Linked DNA regions of Homo sapiens: region 2 is linked to region 1. A link is a loop called in an ENCODE intact Hi-C map of the cell type or tissue named here. Cell type or tissue: HCT116. All regions are shown on one strand. Each heading gives the region's core, and the rest is flanking DNA. Links, peaks and the distances in the headings are about the cores only.

Region 1 (2,918 bases), core at 122-2,621:
ATCTGAATTGTGGAAAATATAGCTTTTATTATAATTTTCCTTGATAGCTTCTGAAGACGAAGCTTTTATTTTCTATTTTTAGGTGAAATTGCACACATTTTCAGTCTAACTGTTTATTGTAACAATATTTGCAATACTAAAAGTTTTATAACTTATAGATTCATAATGCAAAGCAAAGCATACTGTTGGTTTTATTTTTGGAATGCTATATGAAACACATAACCTCTTACTTAAGATTTATAATAACAATTCTATGGTATTTCATAAGGGAATATAATTTCCATAAAATATAAGTTAATTTTATCTCAATGATTGTGAAATGGTTAACAAATATCCAAGCTAAAATAAGAATCTGTTTCTAGATTAGAAAGAAATATAAACTATATAATTCTTTACTTTTAAAATATTATAGACATGACTAGTATTGTAATAATAACAAAAAAGTATCAAATATTTTACATATATTCTGTAATCTGCCCTTAACAAAATTCTTTAACTTAACCTTTTTGAGAGGAGCTACCTATGAAGTCTAAAAAGGTTTAATTCAAATTTGTTTTAATATCAGCAACTCTTCAAACTTTTCCTGACCCTGCCAAGAAATTTGTCTTCCTAATATCTCTTACTCTGTAAATTTCTCTCTATTTCTTAGAGAGAGAGAGAAAGAGACTAAGACAGAAAGAGAGAATTTATAGGAAAATAAGATAGGAAGGGTTATAATAACAGCTTCCTTTGATTTCTCCATCCTGAAGTCCCCATTTTCGTCTCTGAGAGCTGATCTGGAATAGGGTAGGCTATAGGGACAGAGAAAATCAGAGTGCTAGAAAGAGCTAGGAAGGGAAGAGGTGACCTGAAGATCAAATACTGAAGAAGGGGCTAATAGATGGCAAGGAAAGTGGTGAGCACAGCATGCAGTAGATGGGGTTCTAGTTAGTGAAGACCCACAGGGTGGAGGGTAATCCCATGCAAGGGTCAAGTGTAATTCAGTGACAACATAGGCAGCATGGGAGACCTACCACAGTGAACCAGCGATTGGCACGTTTGTAAGGACTGTGTTCAGATTGCGGGTTTTTTTTTTTTAAAGATTAAGTGATCTTGAAATTGACATTCCATGTCATTTTAAAAGATAAATGGTAAAGCAAATGTTTTATTCACGTGTCTTTATTTCTCCCCTCCATACTTTTCCCTCCACTCTTCTTTTTTTAATGTGGAAGTTTAAAATCCCATCTTACATTCATTTTTTTAGAAGTAGAAATAATGGGAAAACTTCACTTGGATAGGGAACGCTTGAGTAGAGCTGCGTCATTATTTAGTCTTTACTGCCGCTTAGTGGTAAGGAAGAGACAAAAGTTGACTGAGAGGATCAATTGAGCAAGTCAGCGAGTGATAGCGATGCAACCCAGATTTATTGAAGAGTAATTGTAATTACTTTTTATATTTTGTAGGCAAAGAGCTCTTACTGCTTTACACGCAAGGTTTATTGAATATACTTTTTTTTTTTTTTTTTTTTTTTTGAGACAGAGTCTCGCTCTGTCTCCCAGGCTGGAGTGCAGTGGCGCGATCTCGGCTCACTGCAACCTCTGCCTCCCGGGTTCACGCCATTCTCCTACCTCAGCCTCCCGAGTAGCTGGGACTACAGGCGCCTGCGACCACGCCCAGCTAATTTTTGTATTTTTAGTAGAGACGGGGTTTCACCATGTTGTCCAGGATGGTCTCAGTCTTTTGACCTCGTGATCCGCCCGCCTCGGCCTCCCAAAGTGCTGGGATTACAGGCGTGAGCCACCGCGCCCAGCCGAATTTACTTTCTACGACAAAGTTTTATGTTATAAGCATTGTATGACTTTTAGTATTACCTGAAACGTAATGAAGTTTGGGCAAGTGTTGTTGGTTGTTTTTGTATTGTGATTACAGAACTGCATTTTGAGAGGCTGAATATAAACTGAATGCATCCTTAGCTGCTGGCCTAGAAACTTAACGTCCCCTGAGTGAAGCTGCACATTGGGAATTGCGGGTGGTAGAACACGTTTGTTAAAATAGTTTGTTCTCTTCTTATTTTATTATATTATGCCTTAATTTGTAGTAATTTATTAATATGTCGTATTTCCCTTAAGCTTCCTAATGTCAAGACGGTTATCATTTTTTGTGTTTCTTAATGTCTTGTCCATAATTGCTGCTCAATAAATGTTTGCTCAGTTAATCTCATCGAATAAGGCAAAACAATGTCATTTTAACTATTAATTAAGACTGGCTCTGCATTAGCAGAGCAGGGACTCTAAAGTATGTGTCTCAAAAGCACTTTTTATCCCAAAATCATTAGGCAACTGTAGAACTAGAGATCACAGAAAAGGTGTTGGAGTGAAGTCATTGAATAACCTTGGATTTACTCATACGTGCTCTAACCAAATGGATACAGATCAGAGAGTCTTAGCGTTAAAACAGGCCATAGACATCACCTAAACCAATAGTTAAACCAGAAAAAATATTCCAAGGAACATTTGGAAGGTGTATTGAACTGTTAAAAACCTGAAAGTTAAGAGAACTAAGAATCCAAATGGTGATTGCTTGAAAAAAAAAAAAATGTTAGCAGGACACCATGGCTCAGTCTTGTAATCCCAGCACTTTGGGAACCCGAGGCAGGAGGGTTGTTTTAGGCTAGGAGTTCCAGACCAGCCTGGGCAACAGGTAAGACCATGTCTCTACAAAAAATGAATAAATAGCCAGATAGGGTGGTGTGTCCTTGTAGTCTCAGCTACTTGGGAGGATTGCTTGAGCCCAGGAGTTCGAGGCTGCAATGAGCTGTGATCGTACCACTGCACTTCAGCCTGGGTAACACAGTAAGACCCTGTCTCAAAAAAAAAAAAAGCCATCTCACAAAAGAATACTACTAACTACTACTGCAAAGAACATATACTTTTAACAAA
Region 2 (2,918 bases), core at 224-2,723, 330 kb before region 1:
CTCAATTTTATTTTTTCAAAAAACTTACTCTTTGTTTTATTAATATTTGTGTTTTAGCCTCTTTTAGCCTTAATATTTCTTTTTCAAATGAATGAAATTAATCTCTATTTCATTTATTTGTGCTCTGATCTTTATTATTTCTTTTCTCCTACTAATTTGGGGTTTAGTTTGTTCTTATTTTTTCTAGTTCCTTGAGATGCATCATTAGATTGTTTATTTGAGAGCTTTCTTTGGCTGAAAAAGTCTTTATCTCCTTCATTTCTGAAGAATAGCTTTTCTGGGTACAGTATTCTTGGTTTTTTTTTTAATCTTTTTTTTAATCTTTCATCACTCTGAATATATTGTCCCACTCTTTCTTGGCCTGCAAGGTTTCTGCTAAGTCTGCTGCCAGGCATATTAGAATTCCCTTATGTGTTATTTGCTTTTTTTTTCTTGCTGCTTTCAGGTGCATCGCTTTGTCTTTGACCTTTGAGAATTTGATTATGATATATATTGGAGTATTCTTATTTAGGTTGAATCTGATTGGTGACCTTTGACCTTCCTGTGCCTGGATATTTGTATCTTTCTTCTGATTTGGAAGCTTTTCTATTATTATTTATTTGAATAAGCTTTCTATCCCTTTTCATTCTTTACTCTCTCTTTAAAGTTAGTTACATGTAGATTTGCTCTTTTGATGATGTCCCATGGGTCATGTAATTTTTTCTTTATTCCTTTTCATTTTTTTCCTTTTTTCTCCTTTGACTATGTATTTTCAAATAGCCTGCCTTCAAGCTGACTGATTATTCTGCTTGATCAATTCTGCAGTTGATGTCCTCTGTTTCATTTTTCATTTTGTTTGTTATACTTTTCAGCTCTAGGATTTGTTTGTTTTTTTAATTATTTCTATTTATCTGATGAATGCTTCTGATAAATTTCTGAATTGCTTCTCTGTGTTTTCTTGAAGTTTGCTGAGTTTTGTTATAACAGCTATTTTTGAATTCTTTGTCTGCCAGATAGCTGGCACCTCTTTTTGTCCATTTAGTGAGACCATGTTTTCTAGGCTATTCTTACTCCTTGTAGACATTGGGCTCTGTCTTTGCATTGTTGAGTTAGGTATTTATTTCAGTCTTCCCTGTCTGGATTTGTTTATGACCGTTCTTTTTTAGTGGGCGTATGCAGAAATTGTGAGCAGATTGACTTTTGTATGTCATTTCAGCACTAGAGGGCCTCCTAAGTCCAGGTTAGACCCGAATCCTACACTAACTCTGCCGAGGATACACTGTTCAAACTGCATGGGCCCTGGGAGACCCACAGAGGGCCCACTGGATGGTGTGGGAAAGCCGGTCAGGCTCTCAGGTCCAGAGGTTCTGTGGACCATGCCTCCCACAGCACAGCATAAACAGCCCATCTGGTGTATCATCACATCTGGCAGGGAAGGTGAGCCACTGCCAAATTTGTCCACCTGGCTGCTGCTAGCCCCACTCCCTCTCTTTGTCCCTTGCTGGCCTCACGTGTTTCAGCCCCGTTGGTACTTGGTACTCACAGTGCTCTCCATAGGCCCATGCAGAAGCAAGCCTCCCACAGAAGGACCCAGTGTGGTAAGAAACCTGAGTGTGAGTCCGGGGGGACTTTCCATGTGTGGGTACCGCAGTGGCTCAGGGGAGGGGCAACATAGTCAGGGGAAACCATCCCCTTACCGTCCAACTGCGGTTTCACTCATTTTTGCAGTCCAGCGGGGCTTCCCAGTCTCACTCACGGTCAGTTTCCTTAGCCCTCATAAAGGCACTTTTGTGCGTGGATAGAAGCCGTTCCTTCATGCATTCTTTCTCATTCCATTCTGGGGCTAGATGCAATGGGGCAGAAGTAAATATCTTCCAGGAGAAGTTATGTTTCTATGGAGGCCCGTTAGGAAGTAGTGGAATGTCATGGAAGGAGCGCTGGAATTCCGCCCCGTCGCTCACCTGCTTCCTACCCCTTACTCAGCTATATTTTTCTTTACAGTATTTTTCACAATGAAAAATTATATTACTTTAGTGTTTTGTATTTTTATTGGCTTTCTCCCATAGTAGAATATAAATGTCATGAGAGCAAGGACTTTTTCTATTGTGTTCACTATTGTGTTCCAGAGCTTGGAGTGATATTTGACACATTGTAAATGCTCAATACATATCAGATGAATGGATAGATTAATGGATGGGTGGATGGACAGATGGGTGGGTGGATGGATGGATGGATGGATGGATGGATGGATGGATGGAATACAGATCAAAGCCCCTTGTACCATTGTGTCCTTCAAAACATGGTTCAGGGCAGGCACAGTGGCTCATGCCTGTAATCCCAGCACTTTGGGAGGCCAAGGCAGAAGGATCGCTTGAGCCCAGGAGCTCGAGACCAGCCTGAGCAACATATCAAGACCCCATCTCTACAGAAAAACTTTTTAAATCAGCAGGGTGTGGTAGCATGCACCTATAGTTCCCACTACTCAGAAGTCTGAGGCAGGAGGATCCCTTGAGCCCACATTCAAGGTTGCAGTGAGTTATGATCACACTACTGCACTCCAGCCGGGGCAACAGAGTGAGACTCTGTCTCTAAAGAAATGCTTAATTAGCTGGGCACTGTGGCCCATGTGTGTAATCCCAGCATTTTCGGAGGTCAAGGCAGGAGGATCACTTGACCTTAGGAGTTCGAGACCAGCCTGGGCAACATAGGGAGACCCCCGTCTCTACAAAATATTTAAAAATCAGCCTGGTGTGGTGGTGCACACCTGTAGTCCCAGCTACTCAGGAGGCTGAGGCAGAAGGATTGCTTGAGGCCAGGAGTTTCAGGGTGCCGTGAGCCACAGTCACACTGTTGCACTGTGGCCTGGGCAACAGAGCAAGACCTACCTCTAAAAAAGAAAGGAATGAAAGAAAGAAAGAAGGAAAGAAAAAAAAAAGGAA

Evidence for each region. Peaks named below come from ENCODE experiments on the same cell type or tissue, not always from the same donor. Only the 100,000 strongest peaks of a DNase experiment are listed, where the experiment ranks them.
Region 2: a loop joins it to region 1, with 9 times the contacts of the local background. A loop is called at or near these places in 8 of 110 quality-filtered maps.

What each region holds. Positions count from the first base shown.
Region 1 is chr10:26,880,880-26,883,797 of GRCh38, forward strand. No RefSeq gene overlaps it. Among named protein-coding and RNA genes, the nearest start is that of ABI1, 21 kb to the left of the region's middle. In HCT116, for the core only: a CTCF peak has its summit at 1,318; a DNase peak (open chromatin) is centred at 1,292; H3K4me3 peaks cover 935 bases.
Region 2 is chr10:26,549,731-26,552,648 of GRCh38, forward strand. The region is part of intron 11 of APBB1IP (amyloid beta precursor protein binding family B member 1 interacting protein); the gene reads left to right. Among named protein-coding and RNA genes, the nearest start is that of LINC03028, 28 kb to the right of the region's middle. RefSeq lists an enhancer at 1,337-1,726. In HCT116, for the core only: a CTCF peak has its summit at 1,206; a DNase peak (open chromatin) is centred at 1,211.